Linked DNA regions of Homo sapiens: region 1 is linked to region 2. A link is an interaction called in ENCODE POLR2A ChIA-PET data of the cell type or tissue named here. Cell type or tissue: OCI-LY7. All regions are shown on one strand. Each heading gives the region's core, and the rest is flanking DNA. Links, peaks and the distances in the headings are about the cores only. Region 1 overlaps SPRED2 (sprouty related EVH1 domain containing 2). Region 2 has its middle 52 kb from the start of ACTR2.

Evidence for each region. ChIA-PET counts read pairs that join two places held together with the same protein. Peaks named below come from ENCODE experiments on the same cell type or tissue, not always from the same donor. Only the 100,000 strongest peaks of a DNase experiment are listed, where the experiment ranks them.
Region 1: POLR2A ChIA-PET joins it to region 2 with 5 read pairs; 6 of 35 experiments call an interaction of 5 or more read pairs at or near these places.

Annotation. Positions count from the first base shown.
Region 1 is chr2:65,391,514-65,402,937 of GRCh38, forward strand. All of the region lies in intron 1 of SPRED2 (sprouty related EVH1 domain containing 2), which reads right to left. Among named protein-coding and RNA genes, the nearest start is that of SPRED2, 35 kb to the right of the region's middle. In OCI-LY7, for the core only: no CTCF peak of the experiment used is centred there; a DNase peak (open chromatin) is centred at 2,748; H3K4me3 peaks cover 3,731 bases; H3K27ac peaks cover 4,000 bases.
Region 2 is chr2:65,271,683-65,287,980 of GRCh38, forward strand. No RefSeq gene overlaps it. Among named protein-coding and RNA genes, the nearest start is that of ACTR2, 52 kb to the left of the region's middle. RefSeq lists an enhancer at 3,411-4,078. In OCI-LY7, for the core only: no CTCF peak of the experiment used is centred there; no DNase peak of the experiment used is centred there.

The DNA.
Region 1 (11,424 bases), core at 844-4,843, 110 kb after region 2:
ATCTTATTAACATTCCTTAAAAGTACTATTTTCCAAGGCTGCATAATATATCAATAGAATGTTCCAGGTGGCTTAACCATTGTAATAGGTTCTTATCAACAGTTTCACTCACAAAACTTTAAACACTGCCCATAAATGTGTTTTCACTTGACTATTATCTTTAAGTTTCTAGAGGAGAAATTTTTAGACAAGAGGATGAATTTTTTTTTAAAAGAAGTATTACAGGTTACCAAACTGCTTTCCAGAAAGGGTGCACTGAATTCTACTCTCAAACAACAGGGCATGAAAAATGTTCCCTCACCAAAACCACAATAGCATTTTAAAATATTTTTCTTTCTGGTAATAATAACAGTTGAAAAGCTGCTATTATGTTTTCATTGCATTAGTTGAAATTTGTAGGGTTAAATATATTGTGCTATATTTATTTAGTCAACTATATATTTCTTTTTTGTTAGCCTGGTGTTTTTTTAAAAAGTATTAAGTTATCTGTTTTCTCCTGGTTGTCTTTGTCTCTTTTTATAATCTCCTGAACTCTTCATAGTTTTATATTAACTCATAATGGAGGCAAATTTTACATATTTGTTAAATTTGTCTCTGATATTGCACAAACTTATGTTTCGAAATTTATCAGTGATTTCCTCTGTCATTTCTTCCAGAATTTCTTTTTTTTTTTTTTTTTTTTTGGAGACAGGGTCTTGCTCTGTCACCTACACTGGAGTGCAGTGGTGCAATCATGGCTCCCTGAAGCCTCAACCTTCTGGGCTCAAGCGATCCTCCCACTCAGCCTCCCAACCACAGGTGACAACAGGTGTGCATTACCATGCCTGGCTAATTTTAATTTTTGTAGAGACAGGGTATCATTATGTTGCCCAGGCTGGTCTCGAACTCTTGGGCTCAAGTGATCCTCCTACCTCAGCCTCCCAAAGTGCTAAGATTACAGGCGTGAGCCACTAAACCCAGTCTCTTCCAAAACTTTTATGTGTGGACAACCCTTCTTCCTTTAGAGAGGAGTTGAATATCCACCTACATGTTCTTCTAGTTTATTTTTTATTTTAAGGATTTCGTTTTTTTAGTATTCATCTTATAGTCTTAAAATGTGAGGTCAAGCTCTATATTAGAACAAAATCACAAAGCCCATGGTACAATGGAGTTGTGTTGAAATGAGGAAATTGTTAGAAATTAAATCCACAGGATACAAACTAGGGATTTGCATGAGACCTACTCTCAGTAATGAATCAGTTCATTAAAAAGCTGTACTTGACAATGAATAGGATTAATCAGAACATGCCAGGGACACTCAGTCCTCCCCCTCCTCCAAGCCCTTGTCTTCCTAAGGGTTGTCGGGGAAGACTGTTGAGAGTGGCAAGGATGAGGGACGGAAGCAGAGGGCAGCACATGGACCAGCACGGGACCATGGATCCGTCAGACCTCCATGAACTAGAGATTCTACCTGCTACTCAACAGCAAGAAAAGGAACTTCGAGGAGCCTGCAAAGAGTTTAAAATAGATCTCTCCTTTTCAAAAGGCAAAAGATCATGGAACTAGCTATTTTTCTTACAAAAAGTTGTTGCTACAGAGATAAAAATAAGGCAGTATGTTATTTTAAATAATCCTAAATGTAGCTTCCAACCACTTTTAGACTCCTGCACAGAGATAGATGCAGTACTATTGTAAAAAACCCAATGTTGCGAATGTGGCATCTCTCCCCAGCCTGACTCTCCACCTACATTTCCAGCCTCTACTCCCTTCCCCAAAATCCAGAGCTGAAAATTGCTATTTTATGCAATACCTGTTTAGTGATTAATCATAAGGCTTTTTTTTTTTTTTCTTTTTTTTGAGATGGAGTCTGGCTCTGTCTCCCAGGCTGGAGTGCAGTGGCACAATCTCGGCTCACTGCAACCTTCACCTCCCGGGTTCAAGTGATTCTCCTGCCTCAGCCTCCCGAGTAGCTGTGACTACACAGGCACGTGCCACTACCGCCCGGCTAATTTTTGTGTTTTTAGTAGAGACAGGGTTTCATCATGTTGGCCAGGCTGGTCTCGAACTCCTGACCTCAAATGATCCGCCCGCCTCTGCCTCCCAAAGTGCTAGGATTATAGGTGTGAACCACTGCGCCTATTATTTTTTGTTGTTGTTGTTTTTACACTTTATAATAACGGTCATTATAAAGCGATTTACCAGAAATGAGAAAGACTTATTGGTGTCTCCTGGTCTGTGGCCCCCTTCTCAAAACAACTATCTCAAGTATTCCCTCATACTAGGGAAACATGAACTATTTTCTTTGGAGAATTCATTTATTCATTCATTCAGTCATTGTTATTGCCAACTGTCAGGCTACTCTTGATAATGGAACAGAAACCCACAATGGAGTCAAAGCTGCATTCCAGTTGCAGCTCTGGCACCTAATAGCTGGGGGGTCTTGAGCAAGCTTCTAAACCTTCTGAACCTGGGTTCCTCATTTCTGAAATGGGGCTAAAACTACACAAGCAAAAAATGTTATGAGGAGTATAAGGACGTGTGAAATACTAAGGCAGGAAAATTGTAACATTTCAATGAATAGCAGCTGCTACTTGAAAAAAAAAGCTTTCCCTGTGCCCAGTGCATCTCTGGATGAGATGTCTCCCTCATATGTAAATTTTTTAAAGTCCAGCAAACAATTTAAATTCTCATTTCCTCTCAGGTAGCTACTCTGCTAGAAATAGACCAACCACACAGTTCAACAACTATGCAATTACACATCATTTGGTTTAGGAAGATGATGCCACAGATGCATCCTCACTTTAAAATTCTCAGGTGCCTGGCAAAGGATGCTGCTTTTAGAGACCTGCCCTCCATCAGGGTGGCTGCTGGCGCCCTGCACAGACCACTCGGATAGAGGCAGCTGTGAATGGACAGGAACAAGGGCTTAATGGACCTTCCATTTAAAAGCAGCCTCAATGAACACAAAAACTGAGAATGAGAAAGGCCTCTGGGTCAAATCTAACTGAGGAACACATACTTTATGACAACAGGTTTCACAGACGCTAGATCCAACATTCATCGGACCACTGGAACTTAGAGAAGAACAAACACGTGCCCTGCCCCCTCCCTGGTGCTTACAAACACCCATCAGGACAGGGCTTTGTCCCCTGTGTGTGCACCTCAGTCCCAGGCCTCCTTGCTTTTCTGCTACGGTACGAAGATTGCTAGGAGCCATGAGGGGTTTTGCTTACTATTTCTATTTCCCGGGACACTGAAGTCCGCTTCCGATCACAGTGAGGCGCAGGGAGGGTTGAATGCAAAGGACTAGATATTCAAGTGCTGGCTAAAAGGCTTTTTCATTTTTATATGAAGAGAAAATAAAACAACAACAACTGCATTTTCACATTATGCTACTTCTGTCTTTTTCTTAGGCAAATGTATGCTAATTGTAGTGATTTTTATCTATTTTCTGACCGAGGAAAATAGAAGACTGCTGTGGGTTGGGGTTGATTCTAGTAGCAAGGGTACAAGAGATATCCGGTGGCCAGGATTTGCCATCCCCAGTAACCTTGGGTGTACCTCTCCATCACCCAAGGTAACTCCGCCCGAGGTATCCAGCCCACTGACTGTTCATCCCCGTGTCCCTGCCTGACCCCTGTCATTCCACTGGGCCTCGGATCTAAGTGTTCCACGATCTCCAGCACTTCTCGCTCCGTGGCCCCGGCTCCTGGCCTCCACACACTCTTCCCTTACCAACGTTAACCCTCCACGGATTTTGTCTATCACTAGGTCCAGCCCTGATACCTGTCTTCAGCCCCAGCTGAATGGGCAGAGTGTCCCAACCTGACCTTCAAGTCTGTGTGTGGGGTTGAAAAAGAAGAGGACTTTCCCCCTTCCCCTTCTCTCCAGGGTTCTCACCACGGCAGTACCCTACGCAGTGGAAGTTAGAAGCCTCTGCCCCAACTGAACCCCACCTCCCTCACACTCATCCATTCAGCTGAACCCCAACTCCCTCACACTCATCCATTCCTTTCTACCACACCCCGCATCACCTGTCTCTCATGGCTTCCTGTAGTGTCTTGACTTACCTCTGCCTCTGACCTCAATTCATCTTGCACATCATATTCGATCCACTTCTAAAAAGTCATTTAAGGTCTCTAAATGTGTACTCGGTTTCCTTATGGGTAGAAGTGGGCATCAACAGCACCTATCTCATAGGGCAGTTATGAGAATTAAAACAGGTTAGGGGTATCGGGCACCTGGGATAGTGTCCAGCACACAGTAATGAACTCAAATATCAAATATTTTTGCAGTTACTGCTGGAAGTCCTGCTGTGGCCACGTCACACTCCATTAAAAACCTTCAATTGCTCCCTGCTGCTTACAGAGTAATTAGCTCAGGACTCAGGGTCCTTTTTTCCATCTGCCTCAAGTCACTTTTTTTTCCTAAACTTTATCTCTTCAAATTACTCCTTTTTCTCTTCAAATATCTTTTGCTCTGGCTAAAGCCTGCTCAGTTCAAATCTGGAATTGAACTGTCTTGGGTTCAAATCTCCACTCTAACCACTTATGAGCCTTCTCGGGCAAGTTATTTTAATGCTGCAGGCCTTAGTTTTCTTATGAGGAAAAAAGTTTTCTTATGAGGAGGATTAGATGGGATAATGTGGGTGAGGCCTCAGTCAAGGGCATGGCAACGCAGTTAAAGGTTGATTACTCTTCCTCTCTTCCACCTGTTTTGGTTTTGTTTTCTAACTTTTGTGCTATATCTCTGCCTAAAACTTCCCTCTCTGCACAGATAAACCTGTCCTTCAAGGCTCAACTCAAATGTCACCTTCTCCATGTGGGTTTACTTGAAACCCACCCACTAATTTCCTTCCCCCACCAAATACCTACGGCGCATCATGCTATTCTTGGACACAACAGCAAAAGCTCCCGTGTGCTTGCCCTATGTCCTACACTTGACTGACAACATTTGTGGACAGGCCCCACGTCTGATTCATCTTTGAGTTCTCCACACGGTCCTGCATATAGCAGAAACTTGGTAAATATTTGCTGAGTGAAAGAACAAATTTTTGGAGCAAAGGCAAGAGGGAGTTCCAAGCTTTGAAGACTACGGAACCAGCACTGTAGTATAACTGAGCAACAGGACAGAGATGGGTTTGTCCTGGGACATACTAGAGAAGTAAAGAATTTTTTTATTCCAAAGGAGCAGTGAAGCCAAACTATACAAAGTGAAGTGAAGCCAGCTTCCCCTGTCTCCTCCAAGTGAAGCATGGCCGCCTCCCCAGAGCCAAGGGTGTTGCCATTTTAAACAAATAAGTCACCCTGCTCTGATGCAAACAGCCCTCAGTGCTTCAGTCCTGAAGGGAGGGACTCTTGTATACCATGCACTTGAAAAATTAGATCTTTGTTTCCAAGAGGCTATTCTAAACTTCTAACCAGGCCTGTCTGCTTAGCAATCTCCTTAAAAGCATGTGCTGGTAGCAAGTACAGCTGCATTCTTAATCACTTACACCCCACAACCAACTAAAGATAGCTTGAGGAGGTCTGCCATATGCCAAATTCTTCTTTTAAATAAGAACACAAGAATCGTTCATGAAAAAAAAAAATTCAGTCATAGCCATCAGAAAAGGGAAAAGGAAAAAGATTTGACTTTTCTCTCCTTGTTTTGAATGAAATACCAAAGTAGAAAAATTTTGATAAAGAAACAGATACACACTACATCTTGGCACCAGGCTTATGCATCTGCATGGCCTGGCCTCTGAGACCCCTATCACAGTATTTACTCCTGAGTACCCTGAAAATGACTCAGGCCTGTCACAAGTTAGCCACAGACAGCGCCAAGTAATAAACCCAGCCCTCACCGCCCCCATCCTGAACAAATGAGCAGGGTTAACTTTTCTCACTGGCAACCAGAATGGGTTGTGGCTTATGACATGTCTCTCTTTTTCCTTTTTACCTAAACCCTACTAATCACTCAAAGCAAAGCTCAATTCCTTTCTCTTCTGTCAAGCTTTTCACAACTACCTAAACCAAGATAATTTCTTGGTCCATCACTAGGTCCAACCCTGCCCAGCTGTGGGCAGAATGTCCCAACCTGACCCTTCACATTTCTACAATCTGTTTCTAGCATCACTTTTTTTTTTTTTTTTTGCCCTTTACTCACAATACAAGGTAACATATGTATAATCCACAGACCCAGGCCTTTCTAAATAGATTGCCCACTTCCTGAAGACAGGAGCCTCATCTTAGCTAGACTCCTTTAGACATATCCCCCACTCCAAAGTACCTGAGCTACATGGATGAGTAGAATCGATATTGTGAAAATGACCATACTGCCAAAAGCAATCTACAAATTCAATGCAATTCCCATCAAAATACCACCATTATTCTTCACAGAACTAGAAAAAAAAATCCTAAAATTCACATGCAATCAAAAAAGAGCCTGCATAGCCTAAGCAAGACTAAGCAAAAAGAACAAATCTGGAGGCAACCTATTACCTGATTCCAAACTATACTGTAAGGCCATAGTCACCCAAACAGCATGGTAGTGGTATAAAAATAGGCACATAGACCAATGGAACAGAATAGAGAACCAAGAAATAAAACCAAATACTTGCAGACAACTGATCTTTGACAAAGCAAACAAAAACTTAAAGCAGAAAAAGAACACCCTATTCAACAAATGGTACTGGGATAATTGGCAAGCCACATGTAGAGAATGAAACTGGATCCTCATCTCTCATCTTATACAAAAATCAACTCAAGATGGACCAAAGACTTAAATCTAAGGCTTGAAACCAAAAAGATTTTAGAAGATAACGTTGGAAAAACCCTTCTAGACATTGGCTTAGGCAAAGACTTCATGACCAAGAACCCCAAAGCAAATGCAACAAAAACAAAGATATATGGGACTTAAACTTAAAAAGCTTCTGCACAGCAAAAGAAACAATCAGCACAGTTAGCAGACAACCCGCAGAGTGGGAGAAAATCTTCACAATCTATACATCCAACAGAGGACTAATATCCAGAATCTATAAGAACTCAGCGAGAAAAAAAAAATCCCATCAAAAAGTGGGCTAAGGACGTGAATGAACAATTCTCAAAAGAAGATATACAAATGGCCAACAAGCATATGGAGAAATACTCAACATCACTAATTATCAGGGCAATGCAAATCAAAACCACAATGAGATACCACCTCACTCCTGCAAGAATGGCCATAATCAAAAGATCCAAAAATAATAGATGTTGGTGTGGATGTGCTGAAAAGGGAACACTTTTACACTGTTGGTGGGAATGTAAACTAATACAACCACTATGGAAAACAGTGTGGAGATTCCTTAAAGAACTAAAAGCAGAACTGCCATTTGGTCCAGCAATCCCACTACTGGGAAAAGAAGTCATTATATGAAGAAGATACTTTCACATTCATGTTTATAGAAGCACAATGCGCAACTGCAAAAATATGGAACCACCCCAAATGCCTATCAACCAACAAGTGGATAGAGAAAATGTGGTATAGCTGGGCGCGGTGGCTCATGCCTGTAATCCCAGCATTTTGTGAGGCCAAGGTGGGCGGATCACGAGGTCAGGAGATCGAGACCATCCTGGCTAACACGGTGAAACCCTGTCTCTCTTAAAAAATAAGCCGGGTGTGGTGGCGGGCGCCTGTAGTCCCAGCTACTTGGGAGGCTGAGGTAGGAGAATCGCTTGAAGCTGGAGGCAGAGGTTGCGGTGAGCCGAGATCACGCCATTGCACTCCAGCCTGGTCAACAAGAGCGAAAATCTGTCTCAAAAAAAAAAAAAAGGTGTATATATATACACCATGGAATACTACTACTCAGTCATAAAAACGAACAAAATAATGGCATTTGCAGCAACCTGGATAGAACTGGAAACTATTATTCTTTTTTTTTTTTTTTTTTTGAGAGGGAATCTCTCTGTCGCCCAGGCTGGAGTGCAGTGGTGCGATCTCAGCTCACTGCAACCTCTGCCTCCCGGGTTCAAGTGATTCTTCTGCCTCAGCCTCCCTAGTAGCTGGAACTACAGGTGCACGCCACCACGCCTGGCTAATTTTTGTATTTTTAGTAGAGACGGGGTTTCACCATGTTGGCGAGGCTGGTCTCGAACTCCTGAGTTTGTGATCTGCCTGCCTCGGCCTCCCAAAGTGCTGGGATTACAGGCGTGAGCCACTGCGCCTGGCCTTAACTGGAAACTATTATTCTAAGTGAAGTAACTCAGGAATGGAAAACCAAACATCATATATTCTCACTCATATGTGGGAGCTAAGCTATGAGGACACAAAGGCATAAGAATCATACATTGGACTTTGGGGACTTGGGGGAAAGGGTGGGGATGGCAAAGGATAAAAGATTACACATTGGGTACACTGTATATTGCTCAGGTGATGGGTGTACCAAAATCTCAGAAAATACCACTAAAGAACTTATTCATGTAACCAAACACCACCTGTTCCCCCAAAACCTATTGAAATATAAAAATTAAAAAACAAAAAAACAAAAACCCCCAACAAAGTACCTGAGCTAGTCTCAGCACTGCAGGGTATACACAGGTATAAACTCTTCTCCAATGAAGTTACTGATACTCAATCCTTCTGACATCAAATTCAGTGATTACCTATTAGTTTTCTGAGGTTTAGCTCTTATATTATTCTGGTCCCTCCACAATCCTCCCCCTCAATCCTTCTTAAATAGTTATATGACACTTTTAACTAAGTCAAGATTTGGTGATAAAACTTATGATTATATAAATATTCAGGGCCAACCCTGGAATAGTCCATGGTTATATTTTCTTTCTTATAACTTTCTGCTTTATTCCTATATTAAATATTGCCTCCCTGTTTACTTTTGCTTAGTTTTCTATGTGTGAATTATTGTTTCATCCACAAATAGGGCCAGAAAAAAACAAGTTGTCAGAGAAACTGAAAAACTATTCTCTCAATAGGATCAAAAGCATTTTTGCTTGATGCCATCCCTTCTGGGACCGTTGGCCCTCATCCCCCATCTTTTTTATCCTCATAGGTTACTGGGGTACAGGTGGCATTTGGTTACATGAGTAAGGTCTTTAGTGGTGGCCCCATGTTCCATCTAGGCCGACTGTGCTCAGGGCCTCAGTGTGTGGGCTGGGGTATGGGGGTTCTTCCCTTCCTTTCTGTTCTGTGTTCGTCCCTATTTCCTAGATTCTTTGGTGTTCTCTCTCTCCTTTTCCTTTCTTGCTCTGATGGAAGGTCCTTTCACGTCCTGTTTCTGGTTCAGTCCTGAATCTGGAATCCAGAATTCAGGATTCTGCAGCAAAAACTCCAGCTATCCCACCTTCAGCTTTGCGCCACCCACCCTGGAAGGCAGTTCAGTTCTAGCGTTCTCTGCTCTACTAAATTCACACGCTGGCCTTCCATCTTACAAGATTTGGTTGGTATTTCTCTGGGAAGTTTCTGGGCTTATACTGTTTTTATTCCTTATCATCATTTTAAAATTTTTATTAGTTTTTTTGAGACAGAGTCTCACTCTGTCGCCTAGGCTGGTATGCAGTGGTGTGATCTTGGTTCACTGCAACCTCTGCCTCCCAGGTTCAAGTGATTCTTCTGCCTCTACCTCCTGAATAGCTGGAACTACAGACGTACCACACCACGCCTGGCAATTTTTTTTTTTTTTTATTTCTTAGTAGAGACGTGGTTTCACCACGTTGGCCAGGCTGGTCTTGAACTCCTGACCTCAAGTGATCCACCCGCCTCAGCCTCCCAAAGTGCTGAGATTACAGGTGTGAGCCACTGCGCCCAGCCCCTTATTTCCATTTTACAGTTTTGGGAGGAAGCAGAGATATATACACTTGTTCAGTTTACCAGAAGCCTGCTGAATGGGAACTTGCAGCTTAGCAAGAAGACCCCCCCAGGTGACTCACATGCATATCAAATGTTTACAAACAGATTTACAGTTAGTTGCCATGTCTCATACCATTTTTTTTTTCCTGGTAGCATCAAGTACAAAGACTTATAAGTAGTGAGAGCTCAAGAAGGTATTGGCCAGGCGCGGTGGCTCACGCCTGTAATCCCAGCACTTTGGGAGGCTGAGGCGGGCAGATCATGAGGCCAGGAGATTGAGACCATCCTGGCTAACACGGTGAAACCCCGTCTCTACTAAAAAAATACAAAAAAATTAGCCGGGCATGGTGGCGGGCGCGCCTGTAGTCCCAGCCACTCGGGAGGCTGAGGCAGGAGAATGGCATGAACCCAGGAGGTGGAGCTTGCAGTGAGCCAAGATCGCACCACTGCACTCCAGCCTGGGCGACAGAGCCAGACTCTGTCTCAAAAAATAAATAAATAAATAAATAAAAAAGGAAGTATTTACTACTAACAGTTGGTCAATATTTTAGTTAACTATATGCTAACATCTACACTACTCAGATTATAAATTGTAAAACGATCAGAATATTAGCGCGCGCGCGCACACACACACACACACACACACACACACACACACACCTGTTAATTTGTCTTAGGTAATTCTAAAGGAACACAGGTTTCATCACCAGGAGGATCAGGTATTTCATACAGGCTTGTCTGTGCAGGGAGGCCAGGAGTTTGAAAGCAGCCTGGGCAACATGGCAAAACCCCATCTCTACTAAAAATACAAAAAATTAGCTGGGCGTGGTGGCATGCACCTGTAATCACAGCTACTCGGGAGCCTGAGGCACGAGAATCACTTGAGCCCGGGAGGCGAAGGTTTCATTGAGCTGAGATCTGGCCACTGCACTCCAGCCTGGGAGACAGAGTGAGACTCTGTCTCAAAAAAAAAAAAAAAAAAAAAAAAAAACCAAAAACAAAATAATGCTATTGGGGATCTGGATCACTGAGTGAAGGGTGGTGCCATCTGTCAAGTCAGGAAAGGCCGGGTAAGCGGGCTGCCCACTGTAGGGGATGAGAAGTTCTCTTTTGGATATTTAAGTTTAGATGCCTGTTAGACAACCATATGGAGATACTGATATAACTCTGGAGTTCTGAGAATGGCCAGGCTGGAGAAATCAATCTGAGAGTCATCTGCACACAGATGGGATGTGAAGTCATAGGACTAGATTCCATCCAGGCAGGCCTGCAGAGGGAAAGGAGAAGGGGGTAGGATTGAGCCCCTGGGGTGCTCTAGAGCCTAAAGCAGGCATAGTGAAGGCATAGGAATTCCTATCAGAGCTCATATGGAATCACAGCATCTCAAAACAAACTAGAAGTTAAACTCACACCTATGTAATTGCCTGAATTGGATTAATATAATTCCATAAAGAGCTGTGTCTGAAGAAATCCTCTGATAATTCAGAAATTTTTAAAATCAATAGGCATGGTACAGACATGCAGAAAATCATAATTAGGGTTTTAATGTTGCAAGACTACAGAAGATTTGCTTCATTATTAACCAAAAAAGGGTTACACAATGATGAGCACATTTGGTTGAAT
Region 2 (16,298 bases), core at 7,538-11,537:
AGAGTATTTTTGCCTTTCCTTCTTCGTGGACTTGTATGTGCAAACCTCATTGCCCGCTTCAGGGCCGGAGTCCCAGACAGCGAACGTAAGGGTTGTCTCTGGTGTTTTATCTAGTTTCTTCTGAGTTGCGGAAGAAGAATATGATAACAGCTATCTCCATATGTAATGGAGGAAGAAAATACCAGGCACTGCATAGTGCCTTTGATGGAATGAATGTCTCTCAGTGCACTTCATTTTTTTCCTCCACCCACAAACTTTGACCATTATACAATTGAGTGAGTTTATTAACTGTATTAATTTTAGAACCATCAAAGAGGGTAGCCAACTAAAGTGAACCAGAAACTCGAGGATTAATCTAAACTCGATTTTTTCTTTCTTTTGAGACGGAGTTTCACTCTTGTTGCCCAGCTGGAGTGCAATGGAGCGATCTTGGCTCACCGCAGCCTCCACCTCCCGGGTTCAAGCGATTCTCCTGCCTCAGCCTCCCAAGTAACTGGGATTACAGGCATGCGCCACCACGCCCGGCTAATTTTGTATTTTTAGTAGAGAGGGTTTCTCCATGTTGGTCAGGCTGGTCTCGAACTCCCGACCTCAGATGATCCACCCGCCTCAGCCTCCCAAAGTGCTAGGATTACAGGCGTGAGCCACCGCGGCCGGCTAAGCTCAATATTTAACATGCTCTCTAACCTTGGACTAATTGGCCAACTACACACAATACTGGGATACTTTTTTCCTCTGGCTCAAAAATCTCTGACCTCTTTGAAGATTGAAAAATGCTACATCAGAGGTAAGTGGAGGAGGTAAGGGGACGTACCTGGGAAAGCATGTTTGCATGTGTGAATAACTAAAAGGCTAAAATTAGTGACTTTAACCATTATATTGAAAGTAACTTTTAGTCATAGAATAGAAATAAACTTGATTTAGAGGAGGTGAAAATAGGCAGCTATTACAAAAATTTCAAGTGATGTTCACATTAATATAACATTTTAAAAACATTCTAAAGCATCTTTCTTTGTATTGTTTAACATCTGAAATTAGGAAGAAAGAAGCTATTGAACCATAGTTACTTTTGTTTAAATTATCTAGACTGGCAGTGACAAAAAGTCTTGTTGCCTATTATAAGTGTCTCAGTTTGCGTTATCTGCAGATGTAAAATATCTGAGTAGGGGGAATTCAAATGATTTATCTCTTCCTTTTGGCAGAATGGAGTTCCTGTCTCTTTCATATCTACCCCCTCAACTCCTCCCACCCACCAGAGGAAAAAAGGAAAGACTGGAAAAGACTTGGCATATAATTTTCCATGAAACATTTGACGTAGGAATAGAAGAATTAGAGAATGTTGAGTAGATTTTCATGGACCAGTTGAAAGGTTTGGGTTTGGCAAGTGCAGAAAGCAATCACAAAGGTATTACAGAGTGATTCTTATGCCCAGGGTAGCCTTTAAGAACTGTACCCTTTGCCATTCACAGCAAGTGGAGCTTTTGCCTGATGAATGCTTTAAAAAATCGGTAAAAAGAAAACTCCAGTGAGTAAAATATTTGTTCTTCCTTAAATATGGGTTTGAAAAAGGGCCTCAACTCTCAAGGATAAGGATTTTTAAAATTATACTTTTTGTGCATAAAAGTGTAATTACGACCGGGCACGGTGGCTCAGGCCTGTAATCTCACCACTTTGGGAGGCTGAGGGGGGCCAGTAACCTGAGGTCGGAGTTCGAGACCAGCCTGACCGACATGCAGAAACCCCGTCTCTATTAAAAAATACAAGATTAGCCAGGTGTGGTGGCACAAGTCCGTAATCCCAGCTACTTGGGAAGCTGAGGCAGGAGAATCGCTTGAACCCGGGAGGCAGAGGTTGTGGTGAGCCGAAATTGTGCCATTGCACTGCAGCCTGGGCAACAAGAGTGAAACTCCATCTCAAAAAACAGAAAATGTAATCATAAAAATGTGAATGCAAATGCATTAATATCAAAGGAGGTTTTAAGAAATTAGGGAAATTCTAAAAGTCTGCCACAATATTAATTGGATCATTTTAAATGAGTATGTTTATGTGAGTGCCTTGATGTTCTGTAGGGGTTGAGATTTTTTTCGAGGTGTCTGTGCACAAGAAAATTAAGCGATCTATTTTACTTTAGAAAACCAAATCTTGCTGGGCATTGTGTAATCCCAACAATTTGGGAGGTCGAGGCAGGCGGATCACTTGAGGTCAGGAGTTTGAGACCAGCCTGGCCAACATAGCAAAACCTGTCTCCACTAAAAATACAAAAAATTAGGTGTGGTGGCGCATACCTGTAATCCCAGCTACTCAGGAGGCTGAGGCAGGAGAATTGCTTAAACCCAGGAGACAGAGGCTGCAGTGAGCCAACATCATGCCACTGCACTCCAGCCTGGGCAACAGAGCGAGACTCCATCTCAATAATAATAATATATAAAAATCTAAGGGTTTCCTGAGTTGTTAATTCTTATATTTTCATATTTTCTTATGTTTACATGTATATATTCTTATATTTTTATATTTTGTGACAACTTAGTGTTTGAAGAGTAAGAAATTTGGGCCTAAATGAGGCTCAGTTGTTAAATTGATAATACACATTTGACCCCTTTATTGGAAACCTACAATTTACCTCCAGATGTGTTTTTTTTTTCCCTGCTAACTTAGATCTACATTTGAAAGCTTCTGGCATTAATTAATTTTTATTTAAGAGCTATTAGGAAGGAGTGGAACCTAAACTATGGTGACAATTTAAAGGACCTTGATTCAAAGAATCAATTAAGGAGGCTGTCCTCTTTGTTTTGCTTTTACTTAGTAGTTTAGGTGGAATTCAAGCAGATAATATTCAACCTCTAAGTTCCCTGCTTACACAACTTGGAATTCTAAAGGAGTCTCTAAAATGAAAACATCCCACAGGAAGTGATGTAGCTAAAGTATGATTATCTGTATTTTTAAAACAAATTACTTGTCCTTCAAATGTCTTTTTCAGTATGGGGTCAGAATCACATGTTCCTTTTGTTAAAAATGCAGGCTCTTAGGCGGGGCGCGGTGGCTCACGCCTGTAATCCCAGCACTTTGGGAGGCCAAGGCAGTGGGGGATCACCTGAGGTCAGGAGTTCGAGACCAGCCTGATCAACACGACAAAACCCTGTCTCTACTAAAAGTACAAACCGGGCATGGTGGCGGTCGCCTGTAATTCCAACTATTCCTACTCAGGAGGCTGAGGCAGGAGAATGGCTTGAACCCAGGAGGTGGAGGTTACAGTGAGCTGGGATCAGCCACTGCACTCCAGCCTGGGTGACAGAGCGAGACTCCATCTTAAAAAAAAAAAAAAAAAAAAAAAAGCAGGCTTCCTTGAGCCCCACTCTGGACCACCGAATGGAGCCTGAGGGTTTGCTTGTTTTCCAACTCTTCCCCCACAACTCTCATACTCCTGTTTTAGGGGCTAAGAGGACAGTCAGGCTTCAAAGTATGAACCACTCTCCTGGGCCCACACCTGCAATGCCCTTCTTTCCTCCTCTTCCTGGGGAAAACTAGGGCTTTTAGCAGATGGGTTCAGAAGTGACACAGGAAGCAGCCCTGGGAAGCCGGAACCACTTAGAGACCATCTTTTGCCAGTGTGCTGACCTCTGCTCCACCTCCCCCAAATGGATCTTCAGTTCAAATGGATGATAAACACCTTTTCATTAAAAAGGCCAGTTCTGGGATGGTTAAAGCACCATCAGTCATTTACACATCCATTTGTATTAAAAGGAAATCCAGAGACTCACACTGACGCCTAGGGGAGATTAGCAGCTCTTTGTGATGTAAGTGAAAGGAAGGTCTGTAACTTTGGCCTAAGGAGTGCATTGGAGAAAATTGGTAGGTTCCTGAGGAAATTCAGTTTTTAGAGCAAGCTCACTTTTTAGGGCAAGCTCACCTTGGTAGATGAGAGTTGAGTGCTGGAAGTGGTAAAATAACCAAAGCAAACTGCTCATTTCAACATTCCTTTCTCCTCGCTTCCGACTTGCAGTGTTCCAGCTTCCTGAACTCAAGCTAGTACAGCTAATGCTACAAGTTTAGCTGCTTGATACATGAAAGTGATTTATAATCAGGCCAAGAAACCAACCTACCAGATGTAGCTTTACTTTTAGAGAGCATGTATGTATTTCAAGTTCTATGCAACTGACAAATGAACTTTTGGATGCAACTTGTTCAAAAGTGGAAGTATTGAATTGTTTATGGTGACCAACAGTCCACACATTAATGACTGCTATAATTATGTTTCTTATGATATCAAAACTGACATGGTCCCCTAATACAGAATGCAGTTCATAATGTGGATTTGGGGAGTGCCAGTGTTCACCATTTGTGTTTTTGAAACACAAGGTATAGGTGGTGTGAGGAAAACTATCTTCTGACTTTAAGCTACTATTTTTTAAATGGTATGACAACTTTATGTTGATTTCTTTTGGTTAATCCGACCAGTCTTAGTGTTGCATGAAAATGATCTTCATCATTTCCATTTCATAGCAACTCTTTTATGCCTTAAACATTTTTTTTCTGTTCATACCATTCAAAAGAAGCTAAGATTTGTGGTGTGAGCCAACACAAATCCTCCCTCAGGTGCTTTAATAACAGTAAGACAGGCTTCCTTGAATATCCTAAATGAAAGCTTTGTTTTGTTGCACTTTTGAACAAATACGTGAAGAGAATGATTTATGTAATGAAATTCCATGTTTTAAGAGTCTAAAGAGGATTGGATTTATGGTTCTTCCACCCCCATCCCCACCATTGAAACTAGAAAACTTGTGACTTTGGCCCAGATCGCAAAAACCTTTGCTGCTCCCAAGTTCCCTGAACTGTTAGGATAAAATAGAATACTAAAGAGTACCTTAAACTCAGAAGGCATGATTTGCTAACTGTCAACCTAAACCAAATGGCAGCTCACACCACTAGCTGATTTTATTCAGAAGATAGGGCTAAAGGAGAAACTTTTCCCACTAAATTTCAGTACAGTTACTACTTTCAAGAATACACCCTGTTTTCTTCAGGCTCTGAGCTTGTCTGCTGAAATAATTAGCTGTGAGGCAGACAGGGAAAGAATTGCATCTGCAAAAAGCAGGAAGACAAGGTCAAGAGAAGAGGAGGCAGCTTGACTCACAGCTGCCCACCCTGCAGAGGAGCAGAGCTTGCCAAGAATATCCACATTGATTTATGGAGAAAAAATCAGGAAACCATTCACCCCAGATAGCTTGGATTTGTGACAATATCAGTGTAAACGATTTCCATTTAGACTGTGAATTCCGAGTCTCCGTAGGTGCTCCATTTTTTCCCACCTTCGCCCCTTCTCCGAGCATTTCTAGCAACACTCGGGCCAGTGATTCTCAAACTTTGGGGTGCCTGAGACTCTCTTGAGCTAGTGACAATGCAGATACCTGGCTCCACTTCCAGAAATTGAGGTGACACTCTTAGGAAGGGGTCTTTTGCACTTAGAAAAATGTGAATCAGAAACCAGGGAAATTTTGTAAGAATTAAGCTACAGACTAAATGATATTAATAAAAAATCTTGGTATGTTTGTACAGAAGGTTTCACTTAATTAGGAGTTTCCTAAGAGAATGAAGGCAAAGGCTTTTCCGCCTGGGGACTCTTGAGACTCTTCGGGCTTACTCTCCAGGGTGCCACTGTATACCTTGAGAAAACTGCTGGCTTGCTTCATTCTTGTGCCTAATCTTGCTCACAAAGGAACATGCTACCAGTCTCATCTGCTTCCAAAGGGCTTTGTTTCAAATCCCTTTTGGAAAAGGGGTGCATTTTTCTGCCTTGGTTTACTGCCTTTTGGAGAACAAGAATGCATCTCAAACGTGTTTATTGAACTTTTAAAGTTCCTTGACTTTCTGCGGGCAGAGCCAACCATGGTCTTCAGACCCTACGTTAATTAAGAGAGCTAAAAAGGAAGCAATGAGAACAACAGCGAGGACACGACAAAGCTGTAAGGTCACCATTTATGAGTGTCTGTGAAGTGCCAGGCACTGTACCTTAAGCATTTGCCAGCATTCTCACTTAATGCAAGTAGGAATTATCACCACTTTGTAGATGAGGAGACTGAGACTTAAGAGGTAAAGTAACAAGAACAAAGACTCAGAGCTAAGAAGCTGTAGAGCCAGAGTGGGGCTCAAGCATCTTCCTGACTATACAACCGTTGCTTTTCCAACACCCATTGATGGCTCTGTGTGGTGGTCATTGAGCCCTGTCCTATTTCAAAGCCTTGATCAGTTTAGGAGGCTGTCTTGACCCTGCGCCTCATCACAGGCCTTGGGAAAAGCACTTGTCCTTTGTGTGCCTTAATTTAACTCAGTGAGTCAAGTGCCCCAAGCCTGGAGTGGTTGGCGTCCCAAGTGCCATTTGAAAAGTGCTTTGATATGAAGTGCCCACAAGGGCTTGCTCTTCTGTTGATAGCAAACCATTTCCATGAAGAAACTTAAGTGGAAGCTCTGGGAGTGAACGAGTGAAAGGAGTGTTGGCTACAGGCATTTGGATCCAGAGGAGCTTGTCCCACTTTTAGGAGTGATCAGTTGAGGCTTTTTTCCCCTTGGTAGGTTTAATTTTTGACCAGCAGGTGTACACTGTGGTCCAAGGCCCCGGATTTGGCTCAGAGCTTCATAAATGAGTCAGTGGAGTTTATAAACTCTCCACTTGCAAGAGGAAGGCAAGAAATGGAAAGAATGACAGTTACTAAGGTTAGCAGTGGCCCCTGGAATCCAAGTGGCCCTTGAGAAGAACACTTGGGGAGGGGAAGCATTTGAATCACCTACATCTGCTAAGAACTTGTCCTGTGTTTTGGGAACGTTCTGAGAATGGCGACTACATGAGCTAGCTCTCAGACCAGCTGTCTTCAGAGGGGACCACCTAATGGGAGGCCGACCGTAGAGGCTAAAACATGCAAGTTACCGCCTGGGAGACGGTAACAACGCTTCCATGCAGAACAGCTGTGTGTTACTTTAAAAGCAGCTAATTTCACTATCTGAATTCAAGGATGTTTCCCAGATCTCCATGCTGTGAATAGCAGTGTTGTTTGAGATGGCCATTATTGCTTACATCCTCCTCGAGCCAGGAGCAGAGGGAGGAGCCTGGATCTGGGTCTCCTGTCCCACTGCAGCAAGAGGACATGATTAGTGGTTAGCCTATCTCTAAAAGCCCTGGGGAGCTGAGTGTAGGAAGGAAGGAAGGAAGTTGTGTAGGATAAACAAAACAAAGCAAAACCCCAAAAAGCCACAAGAAAGTACTTCAGATGTGCAAGAATCTGTAATTCACATACTCATGGGATAGTTGAGGGTTAGGACCTGGATTAAATGTTTTCACATGGAATGGGAATACCAAGAACAAAGCAACTGAAGAGTGGGGCGACTGGCTTGGTTTTAAAGAGTCCTGGAAACAGAGTCCTCTTATTGTTTCTGGATGTTTAGACACATCAAGGCCGACATATAAATTGTTTTAAAATAGTATCTGTTCTCAGTCTCACATGCAAAAAAAAAAAAAAAGGAAAAATATATCTAGCAAGTTTTACCATAAGATCATTGCTAATTTGCCTTTAGTTTCCCATGACAAGATTCAACAGTTTGATAATCTCGTGGAAAATAATTCACTTTTTAAGAAAATGTGGTTTAAAAGAAGTGAATATACTGATAACTATGAAAGCCTCTCTTGAGTAAGGCAGTATTTTAGAGTAACTGGACTGGTTGCTGCATGGCAACCTTCACAATTCAACGAGTTTTTTGTTCGTTCGTTTGTTTGTATTTTGAGACAAAGTCTCGGTCTGTAGCCCAGGCTGGAGTGCAGTGATGTGATCTCAGCTCACTGCAACCTCCGCCTCCTGGGTTCAAGCGATTCTCCTGCCTCAGCCTCCCGAGTAGCTGGGATTACAGGCACGCACCACTGCGCCTTTTTTTTGTATTTTTGCTAACTTTTTTTTTGTATTTTTAGTAGAGACGGGGTTTCACCATGTTGGCCAGGCTCGTGTTGAACTCCTGACCTCAGTAATCTGCCTGCCTCAGCCTCCCAAAGTGCTAGGATTACAGGCGTAAGCCACCGCGCCTGGCACAATTCAATGTTTTTAAAATAAAAAAGATTTGTCAGGGCTTCCCAAACCTCAAAGATGGGTTTTCTCAGTATCTTAATGGTCATTTAGACGGAACCAAACAAATACCTTTAAAAAGTAGGAGTGGCGGGCATTTTAGTAGGCTGCTAAATATCTCAATATCAAATGCACCAAGGATTACTAAGCCAAATTGTATGCCGTAGTTGGAAGTGTTAGCCTTGTGCAGCTGTTCTTGTGAAGGGCTTGGGGGCCAGCTCCTGTGGGAGCCAAGGATTTTTTTTTGCAGGTTTTGTCATGTATATGTGTTAAATTAGTTTGGAGAAGATCTGTCAGGTTTAACTTGGTGATGATTTTTTAAAAAATCAGTTCATGGCCGGGCGCGGTGTCTCACACCTGTAATCCCAGCACTTTGGGAGGCCGAGGCGGGCTGATCACGAGGTCAGGAGATCGAGACCATCCTGGCTAACACAGTGAAACCCCGTCTCTACTAAAAGATACACAAAAATAGCCGGGCATAGTGGCGGGCGCCTGTAGTCCTAGCTACTCGGGAGGCTGAGGCAGGAGAATGGCGTGAACCCGAGAGGTAGAGCTTGCAGTGAGCCGGGATTGCGCCACTGCACTCCAGCCTAGGTGACAGAGCGAGACTCCGTCTCAAAAAAAAAAAAAAATATCAGTTCATGACAATGTTACAGTTTGCGCAAAATAAGCACATTTGTAATTTCGTATGTATTAAATTGACTTCCTAGGAGACAAATCTTTTTTCCTCACTGGATAACATTATTTTATCTTGTGTTAGTTACAATCATTTGACCATAAAGCTTACCTGTAAGGGGGCTCTGTTGTTTAAAGATTTCAAGTTGCACTTCCTAAGTCAAACGGTGATGGGGTAAAGCAACTTCCCAAGGCGTTCCGTTCTCAAGTTAGAGAACTGGAAAGGCACTGGAGTACGGTTCCCTCCTTCCCTTTTTAAAGTAGCCCTCGACTGGGTGCAGTGGCTCACGCCTGTAATCCCAGCACTTTGGGAGGCCGAGGCGGGCAGATCACCCGAGGTCCGGAGTTTGAGACCAGCCTGACCAACATGGAGAAACCCCATCTCTACTAAAAATACAAAGTTAGCCGGGCTTGGTGGCAGATGCCTGTAATCCCAGCTACTCGGGAGGCTGAGTCAGGAGAATTGCTTGAACCCAGGAGGCGGAGGTTGCAGTGAGCCGAGATTTGCACCATTGCACTCCAGCCTGGGCAACAAGAGCGAAAGTCCGTCTCAAAATAAAATAAAATAAAATAAATTTAGAAAGCAGCCCTCGACTCATGCCCGTGGCTCATGCCTGTAATCCCAGCACTTTGGGATGCCGAGTTGTGTGGATCTTTTGAGCTCAGGAGTTCGAGACCAGCCTGGGCGAGACAGCGAAACCCCATCTTTACAAAAAATACAAAAATTCAGCAGGCATTGTACTGTGCGCCTGTACTCTGAGCTACTTGGGACGCTGTGGTGGGAGAATGGCTTGAGTCGTGGGGGTGGAGGTTGCCGTGAGCCGAGATTCTGCCACTGCAGTCCAGTCCAGGCATCAGAGCCAGATTCTGTTTCAAAAAAATAATAAAGTAGCCCTCAAAAGTGACATTTAAAATTACTTGTATTTGGCCGGCCAGGTGTGGTGTCTCATGCCTGTAATCCCAGCACTTTGGGAGGCCGAGGTGGGCGGATCACCTGAGGTCAGGAGTTCGAGACCAGCCTGGCCAACATGATGAAACCCTGTCTCTACTAAAAATACAAAAAATTAGCCGGGTGTGGTGGTGCACGCCTGTAGTCCCAGCTACTTGGGAGGCTGAGGAAGGGGAATCACTTGAACCCAGGAGGTGGAGGTTGTAGTGAGCTGAGGTTGCACCACTGCACTCCAGCCTGGGCAACAAGAGCAAAACTCTGTCTCAGAAAAAAAAAAAAAAAATTACTTGTATTTGCATGAAAATCACTGAGTTTCAAATCTGAAGTGTTCTTCAGAGTTCTAACGTGTAAGAACACAGAGTACTATGATATTTCCCCAAGAGTATTCTGTGAGTCCCAGCTAAATGCCCTATATCCCAAGTGTGCTTTGTGGTTTAAAGAGTTAGAGAAATGCTGCAGAAACCTTCCCTGCAGCATACTAAAGTCTCAGAGATGTCCTGCAGGGAGAAAACCCAGCCGACTTTATTCAGCAAGGGATCTCTTTCTGTTTCTCTCTCTCTCTCTCCCCCTTTCTCTGTCTCTGTGTGTGTGTCTTTCCTTTCTCTCTCTCTCCCCCTCCTTCACTCCGTCCATATCCCTCCCTCTCCCTCTCTGTCCCTCTTTCCCTTTTCCTTTCTCTTTCTTCCCCCACTCTTCCTCCCTCCCTCTCCCTCTCCACTTTTTTACCTCCCCTCCCCCTCCCCCTCCTCTCTCTCTTCCCCTCTTCCTCACACCCTCCCTCTGTGGCCCACCGCCTATTAGCACTATGCAAAGCACATTCTGGGAAATCTGGGTCCTAGCCAGTAGGACAGCTGTAGTAGCTATGGTGAAATTTCACATTTCTGGGCCCTGCCTGTTTCCTCCTTTGTCAACAGCAGGTTTCCAGGTGCTAGGAATTGTCATCACTCACACTCCCTTCCTCAAGGGTTTGCTTTAGAACTAAGATTCAAGGATTATCGATGTTTTTAATATAAGAATAAGCTGTAGAATGCCAAACAACAGCAGATAGGAGGAGAGAGAAGACTAAAACTATAACTGACAAATACATTAGACTAATGAATGCAAAGAAAACCTAGAAACTGGGAGGTTATTAGTGGACATTGGTCATGACTTGTGGCCACCAACCATGGTTTGAATTCTCTTCCCATGATTAGGGATTTTTCTACATTACAAATCTTGCTTCCCTGAGGCAGAAGTCCACAACTCACCCTTCTAGCTTTTCTTGTAGCAAAGATCTGCCCGTTAGACACTCCCACTCCAGAAGCAGCTACCCAGAGGAATTGTTTCCTAGCCAGGGGTCACCACAGGCCTGGGGTTTTGAAGCAGAGCTGGGCAAGGCACTTGGTATTCAGTGCCCAGTGTCAGGGGTGTGAGTGGCAGAGACGATGTCCAGGAGGGGAGGTGGTAGGAGTCACTGCTGAAGGCCCACAGCATGGTTGGGCCTTGGTCATGACTGGGTGTCCTCCAGCTGGACTCTGCGGCAACCTGGAGATTCTGTGAACTCCTACATATTCTTTACTAGTTTATTTCTGCTTAAATCATCCAGGGCAGGGTAGGGTTTGTTGCTTGCAGCTAAGACCCTGACTAATATAGGTAAATCCTGACAATATCTGGCTGGGATGCAATTCTGTCTTAAGGAAGCCAGTGCTTGGCAATGAAAGACACTGGATAGTTCCAAAACATTTAGTTCAGCAATATAGAGTGTGTTTCTTCTCTCACATGTCCAAGGTAAGAGCTCTATGTGCCATATGTAGCAGGAGCTCAATATTTATCAAATTAAAGTCAGCTTTCTCAAAAGAGAGGTGCCATCTATTTGTTCAGTCCCTTCATCCAGTGGAATGAGATTCTGACTTAAGATTTCCATGGGAGCAGAAGGTGAAAAGAGCAGACAGTGTGCTCAGCTATATCCTGCCGAGTTTGCTTTTGCACCCCATGAATACGGTAAGATTAATGAAATCCCAAATAAACTTCCAGGAAAGATGAAAGAATTTATAAATGGTAATGATGTAAAGTAAATTCACACTAGGGTTTTCCCCTTTCTTAGAGGAGCTGAGGGTGGGGTGAGGAGGGGGCTGGTAAAGGATCAGGATTTTATTTGTGTCTTCGCTGCAATAAAGCAGAAATGTTAGACACCAAGAAAGCCACTCTGAAAAGTATTTTCCTTGATCTCAGGAGAATGTGGAATTATTTAATAAATCAACAAGTCCAAGATCAAGGTGCCAGAAAAATAAAAAAGTATATTGCAGGGAAAAGCCCAAAAAAATTAAAAAATGATTAAATAGGCGGGCGCCGTGGCTCAAACCTGTAATCCCAGCATTTTGGGAGGCCGAAGCAGGTGGGTCACTTGAGTCCAGGAGTTCGAGACCAGCCTGGACAACATGGTGAAACCCCATCTATACTGAAAATACAAAAATTAGCTGGGTGTGGTGTGCATCTGTAATCCCAGCTACTAGGGAGGCTGAGGCATGAGAATCACTTGAACCTGGGAGGTGGAGGCTGCAGTGAGCCGAGATCACGACACTGCACTCCAGCCAGAGTGACATAGACTGAGTAAAAAAAAAAAATTAATTAAAAATTAAATAATCAACAAATATTTTAAATCCATTACCTGATATGGGCTTAGCTATTTGAGGGTTGCTGTAAAAAATATTGAAGCAGCCAGGCGCGGTGGCTCACGCCTGTAATCCCAGCACTTTGGGAGGTCGAGGCAGGTTGATCACAAGGTCAGGAGATCGAGACCATCCTGGCTAACACGGTGAAACCCCATCTCTACTAAAGATACAAAAATTAGCCAGGTGTGGTGGCGGGCACCTGTAGGCCCAGCTACTCAGGAGGCTGAGACAGGAGAATGGCGTGAACCCACGAGGCAGAGGTTGCAGTGAGCCGAGATCGCGCCACTGCACTCCAGCCTGGGCAACAGAGCGAGACTCCGTCTCAAAAAAAAAAAAAAAATTGAAACAATATTTAGTTTTTTCTGAACCATTTGAGAGTAGCTTGAGACATCATGCCCTGTTACCTTTTAATACCTCAGTGTATATTTCCTAAGAACAAGGATATTCACTTACATAACCACAGTTACCAAATTCGGCAAATTTAACATGGATGCAATTTTTTTATGTTCTACACTCCATATTCCACTTTTGTCAATCGTCCCATTAGGGCCTCAAAGCAGTTTCCCTATCCTTTGCAGAATCAAATCCGGCATCACATACATTTAGGTATATTCCTTTTGTTTTTGTCACTCTGGAACAGTTCCTCAGCCTTTCTTTGTCTTTTATGACAGTGAAATGTTTGAAGAAGAGATGCCAACTATTTCATAGCACAATTTGGGTTCCTCTGATGTTTTCTTGTGATTAGGCTCAGGTTAGGTAGCTCTGGCCACAAAACTGGATGGTGATGTTGAGCAATGTCCATCTGTTAATGCTCATTTTAGTCACCTGGTCAATGTGTGGTCACGTTTCTTCATTGCCGAGTTACCATATTTTCGTCCTTGCAATTCATAAGCAAGCTGTGGGGTGATAAACTCTTGTTTTTTTGTTTGTTTGTTTGTATGTTTTTTGAGATGGAGTCTCGCCCTGTCACTCAGGCTGGAGTGTAGTGGCACCATCTCAGCTCCCTGCAACTTCTGCCTCCCTGGTTCAAGCGATTCTCCTGCCTCAGCCTCCTAAATAGCTGAGATTACAGGTGTGCACAACCACGCCCAGCTAATTTTTGTATTTTTAGTAGAGACGGAGTTTCACCATGTTGGCCAGGCTGGTCTCAAACTCCTGACCTCAGGCAATCCACCTGCCTTGGCCTCCCAAAGCGATGGGATTACAGGTGTGAGCCACCGTGCCCAGCCATATACTCTTGTCTTTTAAGGGAATGGGACATACCATATTAATGGAGGCTACAGAGGACTGTAGTGAGAACCAGCTCAAACAGTCCTCACTCAGCCATTCTCTAGCTGTGCGACCTGGACGAATTCTCTAACTTCTCAGAGCCACCGTTCCTTTTCTGTGAAATGGGATAATAATAATATTTCCTCCCAGTGTTGGAAATATAAGTAAACATGTAAGATACTTGACTCACAGGAGACATTCTACAATGTGAGTGTGCTTCTCATTCTCCTTTGCTTTTTTTTTTTTTTTTTTTGAGATGGAGTCTCACTCTGTTGCCCAGGCTGGAGTGCAGTGGCGTGATCTCGGCTCACTGCAACTTCTGCCTCCTCAGTTTAAGCGATTCTCCTGAGTAGCTGGGGTTACAGGCACCTGTCACCATGCCTGGCTAATTTTGATATTTTTAGTAGAGATGGAATTTCACCATGTTGGCCAGGCTGGTCTCTAACCTCAAGCGATACACCTGCCTTGGCCTCCCAAAGTGCTGGGATTACAGGTGTGAGCCACCGATCTGGGCCTTCTCCTCTGCTTTTTAAAGTTACTTTAACTTTGTGCTTTTTAAAAATAGAGATGGGATCTTGCTATATTGCCCAGGCTGGAGTGCAGTGGCTAGTCACAGGTGCCATCATAGCTCACTGCAGCCCTGAATTCCTGGCCTCAGGCAATCCTCCTGCCTCAGCCTCTCAAGTTGTTGGGACTCAGGTAACACCACTGCACCCCAACTTTGTACTTTTAAAGTTACTTTAAACTCCAAAATTGAGGACAGTGGTTTGTTGATCTCTTACTATTGTTTCTAGTGCCATGAAGGGACATCAAAGATAAGCGAATCATACAATGTAACCTATGGCAGGAGGCATGAGAAACAAGATATGCAACAGAGGGCCTCTTTGGAAATGGCAGGAGCAGGGGCTGGAGGCAGCAACAAAAGTGTCATCTTGAAAGGCGTCTTCATGTGCAGCTTGAGAGTCAGCTGTGAGGAAAATAGCCAAGGAGACACAGACTATGAGACTGCCCGTGCCCTAGAGCTCTTTGCAAAATCAAGGTCTCAGGGCTTCACCCCATCCCCTGACCAAAAGCAAGGGATGTGAGGCAGAATCTGCCTTGCTGCCGATTCACTGTGTGTCCCTGGGAAAACCACCAATCTTCTCTAAGTCTCCATTTTCTCATCTGTAAAATGAGGGGTTTTGACCAGATCTGTAGTTCTCCATCTGGGCTGTGCATTAGAATCATTAGGGAAATTTTTTGAAACATTCTAATTCCTGGACCCATCCCCAGACCACTTGAATCAGAACACAGGTATCAGAATTTTTCAAAAATTCCCCCAGAGGATTCTGATCTTAACCAAATGTGAGAACCACAGACCTAAATAATCTTAAATAACCTTGCTAGATTTAAGTTTCTATGAATCCATGAATGGAATATTCTGAGGAACTGAGTTTTCTGATGAACTTAGAATTCACCACCAGAAATTCCTTTTTGTTTCTATTCCTATTTTTGAAAACTCTTCTAAAGTGAAAAAGTTTAAATAATCTTGAAGGTCCTTCCTACCTTAAAGTTTCTATGACTACATGAGAAGGATATTCAGAGGAGCTAAGTTTTCTGATGAATTTAGTATTTACTAATTTGCCACCAAAAATTCCTTTTCATTTTTATTTCTATTTTTGAAATCTTTCCTAATGTGTAAAATTCCAACCTCCTGTCTAGGGAAGCAGGGACAATAAATTCATAACATGGGGGCCACCACATGCTCTCTTCCCTTGACAGGGCAGACATTACTAATTGATGAAGACACTGACCTCCAACTTGCCATAAAAATCCATCTCACCTCTAGGCAGCCATGACCAATCAGTCAAAGCTGACACTGGAAATGAAACCGATTTGCCATTTTGGGTTTGGTAAATTTAGCTCAGTATTTCTTTCATAATGGGGTATCTTTCAGGGCCTCAAAGGCAAGATTCCAAACAACCCTTCCTCCACTCCATCCTCTCCAAATACACCGGGCTGTAGGACAGGTGGTATGGGGACTGTGCTGAATGTATACTGAGTTCAGATAAACTTTGGGTATAAATAAAATTTTTATAAAATATGTTTTGCTACCATTTACATCTTTTCCTTAAATTTAATCCAAAGAAGCCAGTTCTGGGGAAGCAATATGGCAAGTAGAGTAGGAGCGTGGGTTCAAATCCTGATTCTGCCGCTCACTATTTGGCCCATTTTGGACAACTTCCCTAAATTCTCCTCTCTGTCTTCTCGCCTCAGTCTTCTCATCTATAAAATGGGGGCTAATAATAGTATCTACCTCATAGGGTTATTGTGAGATTTGAATGAAATAATAGACCCAACACCCAGGGTCTGACACGCAGGGAACTCAACAAACCTTACCTATTTTGCTTGCTAATACCATACATTGAGGACTTCATTAAGTGATTTATGGCAAATCAAAATTGCATAGAAGTTAGAAGTAGTAGAAATAATAGTAGAGGAGATAATAGAAATACCTATATTGTGCCCCATTTGCCATCCCTTGGGAGGGAACGAGTCTGCATCCGCTCAAAGAGTCTGTGTCCACCCAAAGTGAGCGCCTTGGCAATGTGGTCTTGGGGGGCAGCCTCCACATCTGGGGTGTGGTCACGTAAGCTTGAAGCACTTAGCAAG